Linked DNA regions of Homo sapiens: region 2 is linked to region 1. A link is an interaction called in ENCODE POLR2A ChIA-PET data of the cell type or tissue named here. Cell type or tissue: GM12878. All regions are shown on one strand. Each heading gives the region's core, and the rest is flanking DNA. Links, peaks and the distances in the headings are about the cores only. Region 1 overlaps CTNNA2 (catenin alpha 2). Region 2 holds the start of LOC107985904 (a long non-coding RNA gene).

Evidence for each region. Peaks named below come from ENCODE experiments on the same cell type or tissue, not always from the same donor. Only the 100,000 strongest peaks of a DNase experiment are listed, where the experiment ranks them.
Region 2: POLR2A ChIA-PET joins it to region 1 with 7 read pairs; 3 of 35 experiments call an interaction of 5 or more read pairs at or near these places.

Annotation. Positions count from the first base shown.
Region 1 is chr2:80,469,879-80,481,402 of GRCh38, forward strand. The region is part of intron 9 of CTNNA2 (catenin alpha 2); the gene reads left to right. Among named protein-coding and RNA genes, the nearest start is that of LRRTM1, 170 kb to the left of the region's middle. In GM12878, for the core only: no CTCF peak of the experiment used is centred there; a DNase peak (open chromatin) is centred at 6,273; H3K27ac peaks cover 711 bases.
Region 2 is chr2:80,321,068-80,332,591 of GRCh38, forward strand. The region is part of intron 7 of CTNNA2 (catenin alpha 2); the gene reads left to right. It overlaps LOC107985904 (a long non-coding RNA gene), which reads left to right and starts at 1,574. Exons shown (of 2, transcript XR_001739570.1): 1 at 1,574-1,883; 2 at 5,966-11,524. RefSeq lists an enhancer at 9,005-9,507. In GM12878, for the core only: a CTCF peak has its summit at 5,332 (motif pointing right); a DNase peak (open chromatin) is centred at 5,424.

The sequences.
Region 1 (11,524 bases), core at 1,984-9,983:
TTCAAAATATTTTTTCATCATGTTCTTGCAATGGCCATGTCAATATACCTTGAAAAGGTCCCACTTTTTAGAATGGGGCAATAGCAATATAACCCTAAGACATGGGCAAGGGTGGCTCCTCTACTGAGCCTCTCTCATTCAGAGGACTCTGCTCCAGCCCTCCTTCAGCATTCCTTTACCCGTGCGGGGGAGAGAAGCATTGGGGCCAAGGGAGCATGCTCATTCAGAGCCCACATCCAGTGCCATTTAGACATAGACTACTCAGAAATCCCTGACAAATAGTCTAGATCTAATTCTGGGACCTTCTTAGATCTCTTGCCTACCACTTTGTCTACCACTTTCTCTTGAGGCAGATTGAGCTGCTGTTGAACATACTTCTTGGCAAAGCAGTGGTCAAAGGGCAGCTGTTGGGAAGAGGTTGGAGTTGCCCCCTTATAGGGCAACACAGGGCTGGGGATGGAAAGGAGATAAAGGGCCAGATAAGGATTTGGGAGCCACAGGTCAGCTGGCCCCCTGCCTTCACATGCCAGTACAGAATTTCAAGGCATCAGAGTCATCCAAATTTGAATTCCAAATTTGGATTTTTGTTCTATGTCCCAAAAATGTCATGAGTAAGCCTGCGGAAAACAGCAGTGTCCCCTACACCCAGCTCTCCTCCTGGCCAGGGTCTTGCTCTATACTGGACTGAACTTGCCAATGAGGTTAGAAAGAAGGGCAGTTGTCAGTATTACTTCATTCATTCATTTACCAAACATTCATTGAATACCTACTGTGCGCTAGGCTGTGTGTATGGATACTGAGGAGATGCTGTCCAAGACGGATGTGCTTCCTACTTCTTGAAACCTGAGGAATAGAGAAAGCATACAGAAGATAGGAGTAAGAAGACCAATTAATAAAGATTTTCTGATTGTGATAAAATCATGAAATAATAGTGATAAAGTCATGCACCTAAGCAACTGTGTCTGGAGACAGATAAAAAAGGGGAGAAGAGTTTCATTGAGATGAGCTACTCCAGTTGGGTCTCTCTAAGCAAGTGACATTTAAGCAAAGTCCTGAAGGGAGAGGAGGCAGCCATGCAAGACTGGAGTGGAGGGGGGTTTCCAGCCCAGAAGACAACATGTGGAAAGGCTATGAGGTGGGACATAACTTGGAGTGATGTGCAGAGCCAGATCATAAAGGTCCTTGCAAGCAGCCCATGATAGGGGGTTGGTATATTATCCTAATTGCAGTGGGAAGCCATGGAGGCCTTAAGCACAGTATGATTTATATTTCTAAAAGGTCATTCTGACTCCCATGTCAGAAATCTTTGGAAGAACGGAAGCAGGAAGACTGAGTAGGGGGCCCTTTGTAAGAATTCAGGCAAGAGACGATGGTGATTGTTCTTATCCATGAGAAAGCCAGGGTGCTTCCACGATAAGATATCTTCCTTCTCATAAGGTAGCGTTTGCTAAATCTTAAAGACTGGAACTCTTACCTTTGTTTGTGAAGAAAAGCTGTACTCATTTATTATCCTGTTATTTATTATCCAATATATGGTTATTAAGCATGGCGTATGTTTTTAACCCTACTGTAGGAGCCAGTGATCCAAAGGTAAAGGAGGCACAGTCTCTACTAAAAATATCTGGAGAGATTCATTCTGTTTAGAGGCAGGAGCCAGGGAGCAGGGACTGAGGAAGGAACCAAGAAGAGGCAATTATCACTGGAGAGTGGTATTAAAACAAAGGTTTACCTAATTTCCAGTTTAACTCATGGATATGGCCATGGGATATGACCTCATAGGAGCCAGTTGTTGCAGTCCTAGACTATGAGGAATTTTTAAATGTTGATTGCTTATTTACTTCGATATACCATAATGTAAGGATAAAAAAGGAAGGGTGAGTAACAGTAGAGGTTTTTTGTTTGTCTGTTGGCGGGAAAGTGGTCCTTTGTCCTCAAGTTTGTTAAAAAAAAAATGCATAAAGAAGGTGGCCGGGCGTAGTGGCCCATGCCTGTAATCACAGCGTTTAGGAGGCCGAGGTGAGTGGATCATGTGAGGTCAGGAGTTCAAGACCAGCCTGGCCAATGTGGCGAAACCCCATCTCTACTAAAAATACAAAAATTAGCTGGGTGTCATGGCACATGCCTGTAATCCCAGCTACTCGGGAGGCTGAGGCAGGGAAAATTACTTGAATCTGGGAGGCAGAGGTTGCAGTGATTGCTCCACTGCACTCCAGCCTGGGTGACAGAGCGAGACTCCATCTCAAAAAAAAAAAAGGTTAGAAAATATGCAGAACTAGAAGTCTAGAGGACCTGCAGATAAGGGTGGGGCTTGCAGGGAGGCAAATGGAAGGCAAGAGAGTTACTATGAGAGCCTAGGGATAGGATGATTATGGTGATCCTGGCAGCTCAGTGGCACCAAAAGGACTATATTTCACAGACTGCATGTATCTAGCCATGGCTGATGAATAAATGGTAATCTCTTACAGTCAACCTACTCCCAGTGAAGACTGACTTGGAGGGAGGTCGTGGAGAAGGTGCCACATTACTCATTCTGAATCCTGCAGCACATTCTACCTGAAGCAATTATAGTGGGAAGATGGTATCTTGGCACCCATAGGCTGGAGCCATGGAAGCAAACTCTGAACATGCAATACTAAATTACCTGAAAGGAAGGATGCTTTCCCAATTTAGTTTAGCTTTTGACTGAATGAAATAAAGTTTGTGTCCATTAGGTACCAGATTTTCATGTACATTCACGGGGTTGGATTCCCACAACTCTTGGAGGAGGAAGGAACTGTGTTGAGGGTTGAATGCCCAAGAAAAGACTGGGACCCAAGAAGGCCCATTTTTCTTGATCTAGGGTGGGGAGAGATGGAGCCTATGCAGGGCCAGTCAAGCACAAGACAGAATTAAACAAGGCTTGTGGGCTAAGCAGGAAGGAGACTGGTTGACACATTCTCCCGTAGAACAGGGAGGGTATCACTGGTTTATTATTTTAGTGAACAGGCCTCCAGTTATTGTCATTACACGTGTCAAAGGGCTAGGAGAGGATGAGGTCTGCCTCGCCCCATCCCACCTTCTCGTTCAGCTTGTCAGTGAAATGTATTAGGTACCTACTGTGCCCACTTGTCTGCTGGACCCCTTAAAGGCATCACACAGTCACCAAGTCAATATGTACAACTTTTGCTTACAGTTTAAGAAAAGAGAATTTAAGGACAGTACTATTTGAGAACAACTAAAGGTAAGAAGCACCTGCATCCTTATCTGAAGCTAGGGAAGGTCAGTTCTGATGAGAGTAAGGGCATTCGGTGTGGACTGGTGATAATGACCCCAGACTCCCCAGGCCTCAGGCTCCTCAGCGATTGAGCTGGAAGCCAGATCATTCCAAGTGGAAGGAACAGAGGAGCCAAAGGCTACAGGGGTCAGGCTATGGTGCCCTCAGCTGCTGGCACGTTGCAAAGTGAGTTACGAAACAGAATACAAAATAAAAGCTAGTATTTGTAAGAAAACAAAACTATCATGAAGGGCTTTTTCTAAAATGTCGATTTTCTTTGTGTGCCTAGATAATGGGTGATTTAGAGTTTCTACTTGGTCATTACCTATATATTCTAATTTTCCTAAAATGAAAATATACAACCTCTGTAATATGTTTTATAAAATACAGGCACTTAAGCAATTCATGCTAAAATGAAAGTCTGGACATTTTGAAGAGGTTATAAATGCTGTACTCATTGGAACCCACCTCACCAGTGAAAGCTCCAGACTCTGGCATGCCTGAGTTTGCTCAGCAGTCAGTTTACATTTTACTAAACTTTCTCAATCTCCATTATTGCTCCCCAACAACAGAAAAATATTCAGTCTTACGATCATGGGTGCTTGTACATCCTGAGTGATCAAAAATATCTCTAGAGAATAGATTTGATGCTGCAGTAAAGGGCCTTTAATTTTTCTAGCCTGGGGGTCCCTGACTGGCTGCTCACAGATGTGTGTTTGTTTTTTGTCTTTGTGTAGTTTCTGGCCATCATAGGATTTTTTAAAACTTGAGCTAACATTAAAAATCAGAGTTTATGTATAAACATTTGAATCCCTGGCTTCTCTTTCCAAAACCATCTGTCTTACATTCCTGCCCAGCCACACACAGCTTCAATGCAGGCACAGCTGCCCCTTGGATGATCAGTTCTCTGCAGTCTTTACAATTCACTCTTGCTTCCTGACGCTGAGGCCAAGGCAGTTGTCATTTACCAAAACAGTTTTTGTTTCTTAATGGTAGAGACCTATTTTTAAAAATCTATGTTTTAACAACAGTAAAAAATAAGAAGGTACATCAGAAGAACCATATATTTTGAGAGAAGAATGAGAAAGCATATTTTTTGTGGAAACACTATTCAAACAGACTGCAGACACCAAGTGACATGGTTGGCTTTTGTTGGCACTGGAGATTTTGCTGCTTTGCCCTGAGCCTTAAGATCTTCCTCATGGTGCTACACTGCCAGCAAAGAAGAGTTTAAGGAGAGAATGGAGGTGGGTGTCCATATCCACAGCCTACTCCTGTGTGTGAGGATCCACCCCCACCATATCCCATCTCATCCCCAAAACAACAACAGCAACAACAAAACCAGAATTGGGCAGTTCCTGGTTTAGAAGGCAAGAGGTAAATTTCAGTATTGCCTTCCCATTCCAACATAGCTTATACTGTTACATACCTACATTTTCCTACCATAAATTGAACCATTTCCTATCAAACCAATAAAATGCAAAGTCTTTTTATTATCTAGATAATGACTGAATGACAAACCAAAGGGCCTTCCTCGGTGCTTTTTATTGAAATTTCCTGTGGAGCCATGAATTCTCTGTTATTAGGGTAAATATCAACAGAAGACAGGCTGGTTAGATAGCTACTTGGAAGTGTTGACAGGAAATTAAATTTGCAAACAGAAATAAAACCGTGGTAGAATTTTTGAATACAAGGACAAAAGCAAGGAAATTGAATATTGAGATTATTTGTAGCATTCTTCCCTGGGGATGGAGAATTGAAGAGCACATGGTTTGCCATTCATCGGAAGGTCAAACCCAAGATGACTTAGCAAAATAGTCATTCTTAAGACCAAAAAAATTATCTCACAGGCCCAGATCTCAGAGATATAGACACCTAAGCAAATGAGGTGTCTGTGAGTTGGGTGATTTTTACTCAACATGTTAATTTTTCTGTTTGCCATTTTTAGAGATGATGCTGTACAGTCATCAGCACCCTTTTCCAAAAAATATGATAAATGTTTCTTCAAATAACTTAACGATCTCATTCACACATTCTTCGGTGTTAATAATAAGTACGTGTGCCAATGATGAAGTGGCCAACAGTATCCCTCCACTGGAAAGTGTAAATTGTGTCATTGTATGTTGAGTTAACAAGGATTAGAGCATACTGGGTTTTATATTTTGGCATTTTTTCCCCTTTATTTTTGAGGGTAAATCTGTTGGTCCATGTAATACACATGTGCTAATAACTGCTGATTTAACAAAGAAGTTGAGAGGTGGTGCAAAATAAGGAGCTCATAAAGATATTTTTAATTTATTAAGAAAAGAGTAATGGACATTTATTTATTTACTTATTTTGATAAGTAAAGGACTGGAGCTCTCAACTACAAATATGAGGTCAAGTGATGAGATATAAATATCCCTTGTGTGGGCATCAGGAAATCTGCTATTCTGTCACCAAACACCTATGAAATCATGTGAAGTGGAGGTGGGAGATTAGGTGTTTTGGGACTTATTTCAGGGTCTACTATTCTTTGACATGATGACTTTGTTCACATATGCATTTGAAGAGCTGCCTTAATCATAAAATAATGTTCTAATTTACTAACAGTCAAATCTTCCTAGAGAGGTCTCAAACTGCCAGTCTGTGTATCATATAAGGCCTGTTGAGGAAATGATTACAGTACACAGAATATTGCCACATATGGAATGAAGGGGAAAGAAAAAACAGAATTTATTACAAATAGTTAAACATTTAGCATATTCTAAAAGAAAAAAATAATGGCTTGTGCTTTTCTTAAAAAAAAAATCAATTCTGGCAATCTGGGGTCATGTTCCTATCGACTAGAGCAATAATGTTAGGGCACAGATGGATTTGCCCTTGTGTGCCCTTCTCAAGGTTCACCCAGTCACCAGATCTCCTGGCACTGAGGATATGTCAATTGTCACTTATCTCTTTATTTTTTTACATTACTTGCCTTGAGAGAACTGAGCTAAATGTCATTCTTGAGAATAGCACCTATGTCCTTTAATTAGCTGAACCCATGACCACAGATGATGTCTGATTCACCCCCAAGGAGGCAAAACAAATGTGTAGAGATATCTGAGAAGTCGGGCTGGAGCTTTTTGGCTCTCGGGGACACTCTCTCATGTTCATGTCAATTAGGACAGATTTTGTTGAAAACATATTTTGCACACTCCTTAAGACCCAAATGGCAGATGAGCTTCACGTAACTGCCAAATTTTCTCTTTTTCAACTTACTTCTCCAGGGGAAAAGGTGGAAAAATAATTTGATACACTAGTTGTAGGAAACTGGACTTTAACTCAGTGTTTGACAATCAGTCAATTCTCAGAAAACAAAGTGACAGAAGTAACATAGCATCAAGAAGCAAAAAAAGCATTTTTCCCAGGCAATTGTTTTACAACTAAATTATTTATGTGTATTGAGGGGTTTAAGAATTATTAAATGTATTTTCTCCCTTGGCTCAGTTCTTTACATTTTTTCTATTTATAAGAAGTGAAACTCAGACGACAACCAGGCAGGCAAGCTCACAGACGGGTTTACTGACAACACCACAATGCTCCTCCCCTCTCTTGCTTTCTGGCCTCAGACATAAGGAGCAGTCTCTTTGGGAATGAAGGGGGCATCATGGAATGAAAAATAGAATGCCCTCCAAGGATGAAATACAGCTAATTACATGTTGTTCACCTGCTTAGTTTCAGAGGGTGGACTTATGACTTGTGCCTGTTGAAGAAGAAAATTGCTTGATAGCAGTGGCCATGTTATCAGGATTCATAGGAGAGAGATGATTATCTGTTAATTTTAGAGTAAAGAGGCCTTTTACTACCAGGCAAAAAAGCAAAAATCATGCATTTCTCATGCATAACAGAAGTTCTTTGTTTTGGTAGAATAATTACTATTTAGAGTATATTGGGTTGGATTTGTAAAATGACTGGCCTAGAGTTTATAGATAATCAGTCTCAGTATGGAGATTTCAGAACAGGAATGTGCAGATGTGGTGGCACTGATAAGGAATAGAATACATTTGTACCTATGTGGTACACATACACACGCACACATACATACACAGAAGCATACTACGTAGGAGAAAAACAGGCTTTGAAAAATGAACACTTGTTTTTGATTCTGATTATCTTAAGTGGTTGTAATAACAGTCAATACTAACTGATTGCTTTCTAGTCTGTTCCTGGTAAATAGAAATAAATTTTAATTTGGGAAATATTTTCTTTAAAAAAATCAATAGATTTATGGGTACAAGTCATTTTTCATTATAAGGATGAATTATGTAGCGGCAAAATCTGGGCTTTTAGTGTACCTATCTCCAGAATAGTGTACATTGTACCCACTAGGTAATTTTTCATCCCTCACCTCCCACCCATCCTTTCCCATTCTGAGTCTCCATTCGTTATACTACTCTATATGCCTTTGCATCCCCATAGCTCAGCTCCCATTTATAAATGAGAACATGTGGTATTTGATTTTCTGCTTCTGCATCACTTTATCTAGGATAATGCCCTCCAGGTCCACCCAAGTTTCTGCAAAAGACATTATTTTATTCTTTCTTATGGCTGAGTAGTATTCCATGGTGTGAATGTGTGTGTGTGTGTGTGTGTGTGTGTGTGTGTGTATCTCACATTTTCTTTATTCACTCATCAGTTCATGGGCACTTAGGTTAATTCCATATCTTTGCAATTGTGAATTGTGCTGTGATAAACATACACATGCAGGTATTTTTTGATATAAGGACTTTTTACCCCCCTTTGGGTAGATATCCAGTAGTGGGATTGCTGGATTGAATAGTAGATCTACTTTTAGGTCTTTGAGAAATCTCCATACTATTTTCCTTAGAGGTCGTACTAATTTACTTTCTCATCAACAGTGTATAAGCATTCCCTTTGACTGCATCTGCCCCAAGACCTGTGGTTTTTTGACTTTTTAATAATGACCATTCTGGCTGGGGTAAGGTGGTGTCTCACTATAGTTTTAATTAGCATTTTCCAGATGATTAGTGACATTGAGCATTTTTTATATGTTTATTGCCCATTTGTATATCTTCTTTGAAAAATGTCTGTGTATGTCATTTGCCCACATTTTAAATGGGATTATTTGTTATTGGTTTATTTTCTCGCTGATCTGTCCTTGTAGATTCTGGATACTAGTCCTTTGGTGGCGGCATAATTTGCAAATATTTTCTCCCATTCTATAGGTGGTCTTTTTATCTGTTGATTATTTCTTTTGCTGTGCGGAAGCTTTTTAGTTTAAGTCCCATTTATTTCTTTTCGTTTTTGTTACATTTTCTTTTGGGGTCTTAGTCATAAATTCTTTGCCTAGGCCAATGACCAGAAGAGTTTTTCATAGGTTTTCTCCTAGAATTTTTACAGTTTCAGGTCTTAAACTTAAGTCTTTAACACATCTTGAGTTAATTTTTGTAAACGGTGACAGATTCTTTTCCATGTGGCTATCCAGTTATTTTCCCAGCACTATTTGTTGAATAGAGTGTTCTTTCTCCAGGGTATGTTCTTGTATGCTTTGTTAAGGATCAACTGATTGTAGGTATTTGGCTCTATTTCTGGGTTCTTTATTCTGTTTCATTGGTCTATGTGTCTCCTTTATACTAGTATCAAGCTGTTTTGGTTACTATAGCCTTGTAATAATTTGACGTAATTAGGTGATACTGTGATGCTTCCAGATTTGTTCTTTTTGCTTAGCATTTCTTTGGCTATTTGGGTTTTTTCTTAGTACCATATTAATTTTAGGATTTTTGTTCTAATTCTGTGAAAACTGGCATTGGTGAGAGGAATTACATTGAATCTGTAGATTGCTTTGGGCAGTATGGCCATTATAACAGTATTGATTCTTCCAATCCATGAGCATGGGTTTTTTTTTTAATTTTTTTGTGTCATCTATAATTTCTTTCATCAATATTTTGTGGTTCTCATTGTAGAGATCTCTCACCTTCTTGGTTACATATATTCCTAAGTAAAAACACATATAAGTATTTTTAAATTTTTATTTATTAACAGTTTTTTTCCTCTGATCATTATTAGGATCCATTTTATTATAACCAACTCTTAGAGTATCTTGGAACAGTTGTTCTCGATCAGAGATTTTAGCTCCTTGGGGGACAGCTGGCAATGTCTAGGGACATTTGGCAACGTTCTGAGACATTTTTGGCTGCCGGACATGGTGATGAAAAGGAAGAGATGCTACTGGTGTCTAGTGGGTAAAGACTAGGGTGCTGCTAAATATCCTATAGTGCGCAGGACAGCCTCCAGCAACAGAGAATCATCTGACCTAAAATGTCAATAATTCCAAGGTTGACAAACCCTATGGGGAACAGTTAAAGGAATGGGATGTATAGCATGATGAAGTGAAGACAAAGGAAAGACCTAATGGCTGCTTTCAAGTTTTTAGAGGGCTTTTATATATAAGATGGGTTACACTTAGCTCTGCTTATTTTTGTAGGGCTCTTGGATCAACAGGTGGAAACTATAAATAGGCAGATATGGAGGAAAGCTTTCTAAAAGATATCTACAAAGCTGAAATGTACTGCCCTAAAAAAAGGTAAATTCTCATCTGTAGATAACTAAAATGTAACTTAGTCACTAGAAAGGGATGTCCTCTAATTATTATACAAAACTGATTTATTGAAAACATTTTAATCACAGATATTGTGATAGGAAATTGGAGTCCACATTGGAAAGGTCATTTAAATAATTTAAGTGGCCACTTTCAGATGCAAAGCTTGAATAATTTCATTCTTTTGTCAACTTTGGAGAAAGCTTGGTTCCATATACAACATTATGAATGTATGTAAGTAGCACTTAAGGAAGATATCTAGACTTATTTTACTAACCCTTCCTTTTACTTCTATATGGTTTTAGAAATAGATGTAACATTTTCACTACTTTTCCTTACATAATTTTCTAGACCAGCAGTTTTCTAATTTAATTGATCATATGCCCAATAAAAAATAAAATGTAAACCTTACCCATTATTTGCATGTTAATATAATTTATAATTTATTTTTCCCACAAATTAAAGTTTTAAAAGTTGACAAAATGAAAAATTTTATGCATTTTCCTACATGGAATTGGACAAAGAGCTCTAACTCAATGCTTTTCATCTACCAGAGGTGAGAAGGCACAGTGTTTTATTTTTAAAATGTAAAAAAAGATAATTTTAAAATTTATTATAAAATCTAGATGAATGGTATTTTTTTCAGACCTATAAAATAAAAGCCCCAATTTTAAAAATTAGATTTAACAGACATGAAATTAGTGTCTAATATTCCTGTAAGAGTTTCCAAATCTTTACACCCAATTCCTATGTTTATCTCATCATGGAGTAGGACTGGTAAGTTTGCAGACTTGCCCCAGTCTATGAGATGTAAGTATCGTTGCTTGTGAGAAAACTAGGCCTATTGTGCGACCTGAACCTATTGATGTAAAATTTTGTAATCTTAAATTGGCATCTTGAATTTTCAATCCAGGGCTTATGTGAGATGTCTTTAATAATTCAGAACCTTTCCTACCTAAAATTAGGATGCTCTGTTGATTGGAGGTAGAAGTCTGAGCTTCCCTTTGCAAGCTTTTACGCTAATTATCACATGACAGCAAGCCATTCACTTATCACCTCTATATGCTAGTTTTCTCATTTGCCAAATGTGTCTAAAAGGACCCTCTATTTTTCCCTGACATGGCTTTTATACCTAGAGAAATAAATGTGTAGGAAAGCACTTTAATAAGATAGTTGCGATAAATAAATGACTCCTAGGAATCCCACACCAAGGAATTCATTTACGTTCAGGTGGGTGAACAGGTGAGTGAAATGTATTTTCTAGCTCTAAACCTAAGCATCTTTTGAGCCACTTCTGAGTTTTGCAAAATGCAATGTCCATCCAAGCTACTAATTAGTTGAAAACTGAGCCACATTTGGTTACCTGGACATTCCTTTTCATTACTAATATACCTTGGTTGAGGTAAAATGCCAAATTATATGCCAGAAACCTGCAAGAATGACAGTAACTCTGGTGGCTAAATTAGTGCAAGAGAGAAGTTTAGCTGTGAAAGTAATCTCTATTATTTTGTGCTTCCTTATACTCAAATCATGTTTAAGTGTCTAATGGCAGAGGAGTCGTGGTACAAATATGTCTGTTCTCATTTCTTTGGGGTATTGTATACATTGACTTAACACCCCATTCCCAAGTTCCTCGTTTGTAAAATGGTGATAATAATAGTACCTGCTTCATAGGGTTGTTGTTAAGG
Region 2 (11,524 bases), core at 2,175-10,174, 150 kb before region 1:
ATGGCACAGATATTTGGATATAACTTTTTTGACATGATAGGTTCTCTGACATGCCCACCTGTAAAAATGACTGAAAGAAATGATATAAGAAAAGTTAATTATGGATATAACATGGAAGAACTTGATAAACCCTCAAGTAAATATTTAGTGTATAGATTATAATAGAAAGGCCTCCTGGAAAAAAAAAGGAAATTGGAGAGGCTTTGGAGGTTTCATTGGGAGGGTTTAGAGATTTTCTATCGTAGGGAGATGGCACTAGGAAAAGGGTATTAAGATCCAGGCTTGACTGGTGGTGAGGATGTTCTGGACGAAGTCTAACTGGTAGGAACAGAAACACTCCCAGTACAGTGTATATTGAACGGAGTACAGATGCTGGGGGAAGTACGCATTGAGATGAAGTGAAAGAAGTAGGTTAGAGCTAGTGATTTGTCTTGAATCTGTTATTTCTTTATTGAACAGCATATTTTAAAATAATTTGTGGTGTATGAATTCATAAAATGTATGCAAATGAACTACAACCAGGAAAATTGTGGAATAAATCTTTTTTTTAAAAGCCTACCATGGTGGGCTTAAACAATCTGTCTTTTCTGATATATCAAAAAAGTCTGTATATGCTACAACCAGTTAGTTGTGGCAAGGTTTCGTTTTTGTGAATGCATGCACGCATGTACTTGTGGGCTCTGATGAATGAGAAATGCTAAATCACCAGTAATGGGAAATGTTAATGTAAATTGAGTTTTTACTGTGACTATGTTTAATCAATACCTTATTTCTGCTAACATGTTTTGCGAGGCTGGCTCTGGCATGGTAGGTAATCTATACTCTAGGAAAAGCTATAGCCCTTCTGAAGATTCTCTGTATTTTATTTATTTATTTATTTATTTATTTTAAAAAGGTGTATTAGGTTTCAGGGTAGAGTGGTTATTCCTCCTGCTGAGGAAGCAACAACAGAACAAAACATCATTTTAAATGTGGGTGTATTTTTTAAGATGAGGTTTGAGACATTCCTGGTATGTGTAGAATTTCATAGAACTACTTTATCAAAACATTTAGCTCACTTTTTTTCTTTCTAGAGAGCAAATTAATTACCATCTGATAAGCATGCTTAACTTTCTTCTTTCTAGTCTACTACCAGGCTTTTATTAGTTGGAGCCACTAAAGCAAACTCAATATACGTCACTGTCAATAAAATGCCCAGTGATTAAAACTAGGTAATACAGTGTCTTCCCTAAGCCCCTCATTTTATGTAGCGTGAAAACAGACCCATGAATGGGTGTAGATGTGCTGAACTGGAGAGAAATTGTGCCTTCCTCAGCTCACTCTGCACGGAGCCACTTCCCTGAAAGCCAGTGAACCTATTTACCATTGTCATAGTAACACACAATTCGGGCCCACGTAGACTTAATCCCGAGAGGCAATTGTTCCCTTGCTTGGGCGGCTACGCTCCCCGCGGGGCTGCCTGCAGCCCCCGGGCCCTTGCAGCTCCGGGACGGCGCGCGGCGGCGGAGGCCGCGGGGCCCCAAGCGCCAGCCTGGCCCCGGCGCAGATGCGCTGCCCCGGCCGCAGCCCAGCCGCCGCGTGTGTTGTCAGGACGATCGGAAACGCGTGTGTGGGGAGATGGGTGCCAGTGTCGCCTTGTCCATTATCCAAAACCCAGTCGCTTTTGCTGGTTCCTCACTCAGCATGTGAGAGAGATTGTCTTCTCACTCGGTGCCACTCGGGGGCCATACTCCAAAATCAACCAGGGGCTGCCTCGGCATCCAAGACGTTTCGGGCCAGGCGAGGCTGTTTCCCTAACCTGTGCCATGGGCAAAAGAGAACGCCGCCTTCCCATGCAGTTCCCTTTGTAGCCCACCCCTTGCCATTCCAGGCATCACTGAAGGGTATGTAATTTGGGAACAGGCAAAAGGGAGAACGGGTATTAACCGGAGAGGAACTCTAGTTCTTGAAGATGAGCCATATTCTTGAAGAGAAGTGCGTGCCCTGTCGTGGTCCCCCAGGTGCCCTGTCTCTGAGGAGTGACCAGGGTCAGTGCTGGCACCGGCTCTGTCACTGCACACTGGTCGCACCTTTCTTCTCTTCTGCTTTTCGTGTAGCTCAGTGGGGTTCCCAAATCACAGCACATAGCAGCCGCTGGCGAGAGCTTTTGGTTTTGACTTGTTAGACACGGGTTAGAACTCCAAGCTTCTGATGTAATAGGGCTCCGAACAGGCCTGGGAATCTGCGTTTTGAGGCGGTCTCCCTAGGTGGTTCTGATATGCATCCAGATGTGAGAATCATCGCCAAGATCTCCTTTCTTTCTTCCCCTTCATTTCTAGCTTTTCCTCTTCTCTCTTTCCTCCTTGCTTGCCTGCTGTCTCACAAATACAACTCCTCTTTTATTTTCCCATGTATTTTCCTCCCTCCCCCAACGTTTTAAGCATCTGTTGTGTGTCAGGCACTGTCCTAGATGCTTGGAAGGTTATGATCTCTGCCTCTATGCAGCATCTGTGGTTTCTTATTGACCTTCTCTCTTGCCAGCTCCTCTTCTCTTTCTCTCTGTACTTTCATCCTCTCATTTTCTTAATCACGTTCTTTGTGTTTCTTCTTTTCTTTCTTTTTCTCCTCCTCCTCCTCCTCCTTCTTTTTCTATTAGTGAATCCATATGTATTTTTAGCACCATGAATATCAGGATTTAAAAGTTTCTAGCATCTGCCTGGGTTTCAAGCCACAAATTCCTCCCATCATAGCTTACAGGACTCCTAGACCACTAGGGGTGGGTGGAGCAGGATATTCCACCCTAACTCTTTACAAGGAATTTGCCTTTTCTAGAGTTCAGTATGAAAAAACAAGTCAGGTTACTCTCAGCTAACATTAGTGGTATTTCAGTTTTCATAATGTTTAATGACCTCTTTAAGCTTCCCTTAAAGCTGCAATTAAAGATTGCCCTTCAGTCAAAAGAAAAGCATGTAAAAATGGGGCTTGCATCAAGAGAGAAAAAAACAAATAACCTCTCTGAATTAATCCTCCCCCTACCCCCCATTATTCAGGCTGCTGTTTTACACAAAGACACTCTTTTGAGCATGAAAAATATGAATTGTTACAAATTTACCTGTTCTAAAGTTTCAATTAAAGCTAAGTGACACATGAATATGAAGACTGTCAGAACCTCTCCAAAGTTAGGTGATTTGCTTTGCTTTGAAGGGGGTCGACAAAGGGGCTCTCTTGGATCCTCGTGGGCCGCTGCTCGCAGTGTGAGGCACTTTCACGACTCTCAGAGTCAAGTCATAGGCGAAGTCAGGACATTCTGCTTCCATGCTGAGCTCATTTCTTCAGCTTTCCTGTGGATTTGAGGTCGAGGGCTGCAATCATCATGACCTCTGATCGTCTCGGGGTTAAGCCCCTACTTAAACTATTAACTAACTTAAAGATTTCATGTACAACACAATCAGCCAGCAGCTATTTATTAAAAAGCCTTTCATGTAAAAAGGTTTGGAGGACCTAGGAATTGTGAGAAATGTTTAAAAGGTGAGATGTTAATTCTTGGATGTGGGGGAGACTGATTTACATGAAAAGAGAACTAAATTCTTAGCTTCAAGTGATTTCCCAGAATGCTTGGAATAAAATACTCCTTTTTTGGCGTGACCTTGAGACTCCAAATCATCTGGACCTTGACCACCTCCCTCCCCTCATCTTGCTGTTACTATGTCTCTTATTGGTTTTATTCCAGACACACTCTTTCCTTTGATCTCCCCCATGCGGGATCTGTTTTATGAATGCCCTTCCTCCCATCTTTGCATAGCCATCTCCTTTTCGTCACTCAAGTTTCAATTTAGAATCACTGCCTCAGAGAACTCTTCCCTGACCACTCCATCTAAAGAAGGCATCAGATCATTATCATAGCACCTGCTTTCATGTTCTGCCATGGCACATATTACTACTGGATATTATGTTCCTATGTATGTATATTTCTCTCTCTTCCCCACTAAAATATAAGCTTCATGAGAACAGGGGTTTCAATGCTTCTGTCCCACCTAGAAGAATGCAAGGCATTAAAAATATGTTCATTAAATATATGTCAAATGAATAAATGAATGAAAGACTATGTCACTTGCCAAGTGAGGTTTTTCAGACATTGAACACTAGTGTTTCTAGAAGAGGGAAGAATCACTCTAGGCTGAAGGGGAGAAGAATTGATTAGAGAGGAGGAGATACCTGACTTGGATACTGTAGATTTGCAGGATTTATAGCTATGGAAAGAAGGATGATGAGTTTCTTTCAGGTAAGGAAGTATTTGGCAATTAAATGATCTAATCCATTTTGGCACCAAACCAGACATTCAAGTATAGGTGAATCCTTTAACCTTAGTCTCCACTTTTGGTCTTGGAGGCAAAACTACTTGCCATTCTAAAGTAGAGGTAAATCTACTTGCCATTCTAAATCTGTGGTTCTTAAAGCTGTTTTTTGTTTTGTATTTTTCCTGATCAGAGAACTTTGTTATGTCACTCACCATAACAAAAGCAGCATCAGAGAAATCTTGTTTAAATAACTGCCTCTTTCTCTACAATATGAGAAGGGGGAAAACATTTTTTCCCTTCACTGGCAAAGAAGATGGTTATGGCTGATTAATCAGGCCATTAGATACAGTTTTGCTGCATTCAGTAGAAGCCATGATGAGAATTTAGCTTGAATATTCATGTTATAAGTGCTACATGAGTTTGGAATGCTTATAGATTTGCAAAATTTGAGAGCTAAAAAGGACCTTAGAGATCACTGAGATTCTGCAGCCCATCCTCCCTAGCATTTATCATTTTACAGCTTAAAATGCCAGGACCCAGAGTAGTAAAGTGATTGGTTTATGGTTACATTGGTAGCTGGTGGGCAAACAGATTATCAACCCCACCCTTGTGATTCTCCGTCCAGCGGTCTTTTTATTGAACCTTAGTGAGCTTCATGCATTTGGTCATGTTACATAAGCAGAAAGAAAATCTGGAAGCAATGACTAGGCATACTCATAGAAGAAACCCCATCATCATTTTCAAAGTCGCAGTGGTGAAAGTGAGAAATACATATTGAGGGAACTTGCTGGCATTTGAAAGGGAATAAAGCAGTATTTGTAAGCCCTTCTAAGAGTAGGTAGAGTACAAATTAGGGAAAGTGGATGCTATTGTTTTACTACCTCTATATATTTTCTACATTATCCAAAAACTGCCATGCTGAAATAATAACACACTGCTATAATTTTGTATCATTTAACTGGCAGTACACAGTACATGGAGATTTATTATTTTTACTAATGAGTTTAGCTTTGCTGTTGCAAATAGTGTCAAATGTCATTCTTTTCATCCTCCAGCAGATGGCAACTCTAGTCTTCTTGTCATTTTATCTATTTCTATACTTAGAAGATGTTGTCCTCTGCCATCCCTGCCCCCCTTGCCTCTCCCTGAGAAGTTCATCTTTATGTACTGCTCAGGGTGATATGGGTAAGTGGATCCATCCCTCTGCCAATGGAATCAACTCCATTAGCATCTGACTGTGAAGGCCAATCTAAGTGTGCCTAGAAATAACAAAATCACAAATTAGCCAATAGTTCTAATTTTTTTTTAAAAAAAGAGAGGGGGAGAAGATAGAGATTCTAAAATAAGATGTACCACAGAAAACTTTCCATTTAAGGAAAAAAATCTTCAAAAGAAACAAAATGTCAGTTTCTCCAGCTCTAGCTTTAAAGGAAGATGGGTTTGATTAGATTATCTGAGTTACTGGCTAAAAAAAAAGAGCAGTGTCAGATTTCTCATACACTGTGATTTTTGGTCTCTCTGCTGTCTCTTCTCTTCCATCCCTCCTTCCCTTTTACACACTTTTTCTCAGTTGTCAAAAGTACTGTGCCTAGCCCCCTAATTTATTTGCTTTTTAGAAACCTGGTTTCTCTCTCTAGGTGTGTTCCTAAGGCACTACCGCTGATGACATTTATTTTCTCTCCTCCCAGTCTTTGCTCCCACCACTCCCACCCCTTCTCCTACCAGCTAGATCCTCATAACTCCTACAGGATTGCAGAAGTTCAAACACATGCTGTTCTCTGAGTGTAACTCTGAGGGCAGCTGTAAGAAATCAACAGAAAAGAATAGCTGCTACTCTTTTATTAAAGGAAAAGTTAATGATCACAGGCATGAGCAAGTGGATTCTGTCACCAATTCCTCATTGTAAGGCTTCCTACAGATTTGCAAACAGATCTCCTGCCTAGAGGCACTTGCTTGCATCAGGAAGGCCTGAGCAGGGACATGGGACGGACACAGGATGGGAATGGATTTGGTGGTCTGCAAATGCTACGTGGAGGGAACTCTTGCTAACTCATCCTGTTCCAAAGAACCTAACCATCATGTCTTCTTCAAAGTTGAAGAGCTGTTACCTTGATATACCAACAACTAGACAGAGGCTAAAGTGTGGAGCAAGGAAACAGTAACAGTAACATACCTCTTATTTAAGACAAAAAAAAAAGCAAAGTTGGCTTTAGTGAGTATGAGTTTCTTGATTATTACTGTCATCATGTGAAAATGTGAGCTGACGCTGCAAATACAATCCTTGGAAACAACGAGGACGTGTGGAAATCTAAGTATGTTATCATTCACTGACAACCACTAATGAAGACAGGGGAGCTTACTTCAAACCCACAAATAATTAGCACTGACAATAGAAGTATAAACAGAGCTTTATTTAATTAATTCCCTAATTGTTCTTTCCTGCTTTACTATCTGCACCCCTGCTTTGACTTTAGATATAACATATGCCCAAGACTTCCTTCTTTCAACTTTGTGATAATCATGTATCCGTTTGCTCAGTGTGGGAAACCATCTGAGCTAGAATTCCTTTCCCTGCTTTATATGTATAAATGTTTTTTTATTTTTTATGTTACTTTCTCTGTTTTCCCACAATTCGGATGCCTGGAAATGTTGACTTATTAACATGGATGGCTTATCTAGCACTCTGTTAGATGTATTTCACAGTTAATATGAAATGAGAAGTGAACAGTTGATGATTCTGGAGTGATGAGGAGAGCTCTCTGGATTCTCCATTCTGTTCTTTACAGCAACAAACTCTTTGTCCCTGTCTCCTCGCTCACCCACATTCTAATCCCAGCAATCAGAGAGCAGATGGACTGCTTTTTTGGGTTTTGTCATTATCTGTCTTTGTCAGGGAAGCATGATCAGTTCCTCATTAAAGGGCCGATAACAACTCCTTCTTTGCTCTGTCCTGAATGAGGAAGCTGCATTGGAACCTTTCATGTGGTGACTTCAAGTTGTGTGAGGTAAAAAGGCATGTTTGTGTGTGGCAGGAAAGTGACTCTCCATAGGGGAATGGCTAGGCTGAGGGGCCAGACTGAGGGACCTACTGAGAGGAAGGACAGTGTAGAGGGGAATAGATTTGGAGCAGTCATCTGGAGCAGCAGGTAGTCCAGAGAGTCAGCCCTAGTGGCTGGAGTGGGTCAGCCCTGATCCTCTTACAGAGACTGTAGACTCTTTCTCAAGTGGCTTTGCTGGTTATGGGCAGCCTCAGCTCACAAAAGTTGATTACAGCCAGAAGTTAAATCAGAGGCTGCTTAGGAATCTTGCCTGTGAAAAGGGCTAAATGGTGTGTGAATGTATTTGTGCATGTTGTGTATGTTTGATGACAGTCATGCTTCCATTATTGACAGGATATGTTCTGAGAAATGCGTTTTCATTGTTGGTCGAACATCGTAGAATGTACTTATACAAACCTAGATGGTATGTATTTTTTTATTTATATACATTTTTCATATGGAAAACTAAATGTCCCAGCACCATTACGGAATATAAGTCATTTTCGCTACTTGATCTGCAATGCCAATATGAAGGACCATGTATCAGGTTTCTATATATGTTCCATTACAGTCTTATGGGATTATGGTCATATATGCAGTCCACCATTGGCCAAAATGCCATTATGGAGTGTCATTATGACTGTATAAGTTTATATGTAAGTTTGTACAGTGCAGTTGGTATTCCTTTTGATTACTTTTTGTATAATATTTACTAAAAATATTTGCAGAAAGTTCCCGAGAATCACACAAACTCTGTTTGCCCCTGTCCATGTGATGTGAAGCAGGTATCAGCTGACTTCCTTTCAACCTTTATTTGATTGGTATTTGCTGGATCATTTGGGTGAATAACCAGCCTGGTGTTCATGGAAAAATATGCAACAAGGAGTTCCTGCTTGGAGAAGTAATGTTTTGTTTGAGGAAACAAGATGTCTGTTATAAACACTTAGAGAAAATTCTCATATTATGTAGAAGTAAATGAAACAGTGTGGTAAAGACTGAGAGGAGATGGAGAATGATCCCATTGCACCAGGTTGCTCTCATTTTCTCTCTCTTAATGAATGGAAAGGTTGTATAGATTATTTCAGACTTAAAGAATGTGTAGTTTTGGTCAAAGAGCAGACACATGGGAATAAGGAAGTCATCCTGTGGTCACAGAGGATGTAGGGAACAGGTTGGCCAGACTGAAACGGAAGGGCTGTGTTAGGATGCGGTGGGAAGTAAGGAGAATACCTACCTTAACAAGTCAGGACAGGGTGTGCCTCCAGATACATTTGCACTTCCCTCCTGAGAGCTTTTCTTTGTCCTGAATGAGGAAGCAACATTGGAACCTTTGATGTGGTGACTTCAAGTTGTGTGAGGTAAAAGGGCATGTTTGTGTGCGGCAGGAAAGTGACTGTCCATAGGGGAATGGCTCAGTATGTATGTTCCCTAGCCACAAGCTTCGGTTTTGTATTCGACTGTACCTGCCTAGATATAGATCCACTCTGGAAACCCAGGGAAACTTTTCAATCTTCTTGTTAAAGCTGAGGATTGATTAGCAAGCATGACCTCCCACCTGTTATAACTGGCTTATGGCTCTTCCGAAGTACCCACTGGCATTTTCAAGGTGCCCTGCACCCCTTCCTGCCATGTCCTTCTATGGAACACTTCCTTCAACTCCTTGAGTCTGGTCCCTTCCTACCAGAACCAAATAATTGTCAAACTTCTTCATTTGTTTGGATTTTCCACTCTAAGCTCTTCTTCTGGCCTTTCCACCAGTGGTCTTACACTAGCAGTTAATTTGCTCGGAATTCATTGTGGAGCTATCTTGTGCCAAGCAAGGTGCCAAAGGTTTTACATATGTTCACTTTCTTAGTCTTCCTAATAATCCTTTAAAGTGGATCTACTTAACAGTACCTGCTGAGCGTCAATTACATGACAAAGCATTTGGGGATAAAACAGGAAAAAATAAAGGCAGAGGCCATGCCCACAGATAACTTGTACTTAGCTAAGAGACTACTTCTAGTGGGAGAGATTAAGCCCTGAGGAGGTTATAAGATTTGTCCTGGATCTGAAATTTGAATCTAGGTCTTTCTGACCCCAAAGTCATTAATTTCCCAACTGCATCTACTTTTTTCTTTTTTTTTTTTTGCAATTGAAATTAATTTAAAATAAATTATTCTTAGCCATTGTTCATTTGAAGGCAAGCTGACAATCAGGCCGTTTAAGCCAGAGTGAGTCTTATGTGACAAATTATCACATAAAGTAATGAAGTCTTTTCTGGACTCTATGCTCTGCTGTGGGTGGAGTGTTAAGCCCTTCAGAAGCTGCCTTCCAGGGTCTCCACAGGTCCAGGGGTCCATTGCCACCAAGAGTCTTGTTGTTCATTATTGCGTTTACTACTATAGCAACGGCTCCACCAGTGTCTTTATTAAAACTTGCTCCAGGCTAGAATTTTCCCCCGGGGTCAGTAATGAGTTTAGAGGAATGGATGTGGAAATGAGATTTGTTCTCACCAGTGGAGTGAATTATGTCTTGTTGGGGCCCCCAGGCTAATATTTCAGATTTGCCACAAGGTACTTCATCAAAAATTCTATTTTGGTTCCAAAAGGACCATGCATGCCTATTAGCAAATTCAGAGCATGCCTTTAAACTGTATGTTTTTTTTTTTTTTTTTTCCTTCCCCGGCTGCATCCACTAAAGGCTTTCAGAATTAGCAGTTTGTGAGAACAGTCCATTTCCACGGGCCAGTGAATGGTGCAAAGAAGAAGTGCAGCCCTTTTATCTAACAAGGCTGAGTCTGCCATAACTGAGGTGAATCAAAGGCAGAGCAGCCACGACTGTGTCAGCACATTAGGTATTCGTTATCACATCGGGCATGCGGTACCACGCCAGACATACTCATGTGGCAGGATTTGTGTTTGCTGTCTCTCAAATTCTCTTGCCTCCGTTTGATTGCCAGGGCTCATTTTAATGCCATCCAAGCGTATGGGTTTAAATACTCTCCAATTCAGCCTGGTGTGTTTGACATCTAGTTCAACATTCCAAAGAAACTGATTGCAGAGATAAGTCGATTGGGAAATAGGGTTGCACATCAAAGCACTACCTTTCCAGTAACAGAGATGCTCAGAAGGCCTAGCTTATTGGAGAGGACCATAATTGCTGGTTGTCTTTACAAGTGTTCTCTGTGGTGGGAAATGGGGAGAAAGCATCTCTTGCATGATGCCCACTATGCTCACATCCTCTCTCCCTCCCTTCACTACTTCTGCTATCTCCCAGATAAAGGGTTATATTCCCGAGCAATGATGACCAACTACTTTTCGCTAGCAAAAACCAAAAGGGCAGGGTGATCTCCACCCGATGACAGATAAAAGATGGATTGGCTTGAGAAAAGAGTGAGGGTCCCCACTTTTTCTTCCCAATCCCCATTACATTCATAGCCTTAAGAACTGCTCCCCTCCAGAATCTTGGCTATGATTGTCATAACTTACACCTTGTCTCGATCTGGGAAAAAATAATAAAATGACTCCATTGATGCTACTCCAATCCTTCTGCTTGTTGTGTCAAATTTTCTTTCATTTTGTAAGCTGTGCATTTGGGCAGATGCTATCCTCCACTGGAGGTACCATTCCCGTGCAGGAGTAAGGTTTCTGTTGGACAGGAGTCCTCTTGGCAGAACACATTTAATGGAGTGCCTTTTAGTGAGGGTCTCCAGCCTTGGTCTAATTGCTCTATAATGAAACAAGCAGGAATGACACTGTCCTTCTCACTTACATGTCTTAGTTTACTTTTGGAAATTATTGTGTGCATTGAACAGTGTTTCTCCTTAAACAAACAAACTCACTCACTGTTTCTATGACCAGTGTAGAGTTCCAGATACTGTTGAACAGGCATTACTATATTAAGTCCTGTGCACATCATCAGCACTGTAAATTGGCCCTCACCTCCCATGAAGCTGGCAGCCTCTGGATCTTTGGGTTGTCTGTTTTTACTGGCTGTTAATTGTTAATAGATTTTCAGGTGTAGGTCATGCTGTGTAGGCATCAATCCTTAATTTAGGAAGGTCTGCGGCTGTCCATGATTGTGAAAAGGCAAGTGATAAACAAAAACTGGAGAAATCTCAGCATCCTCACTAAAAATGTCAAGCCCAGTAATGCTTCTGGTAGCAAAAGCAAAATTTATTAGTGAGAGAACAAACTTGCCTAATAAAAAAGGAGAGTTAAAGAGGGA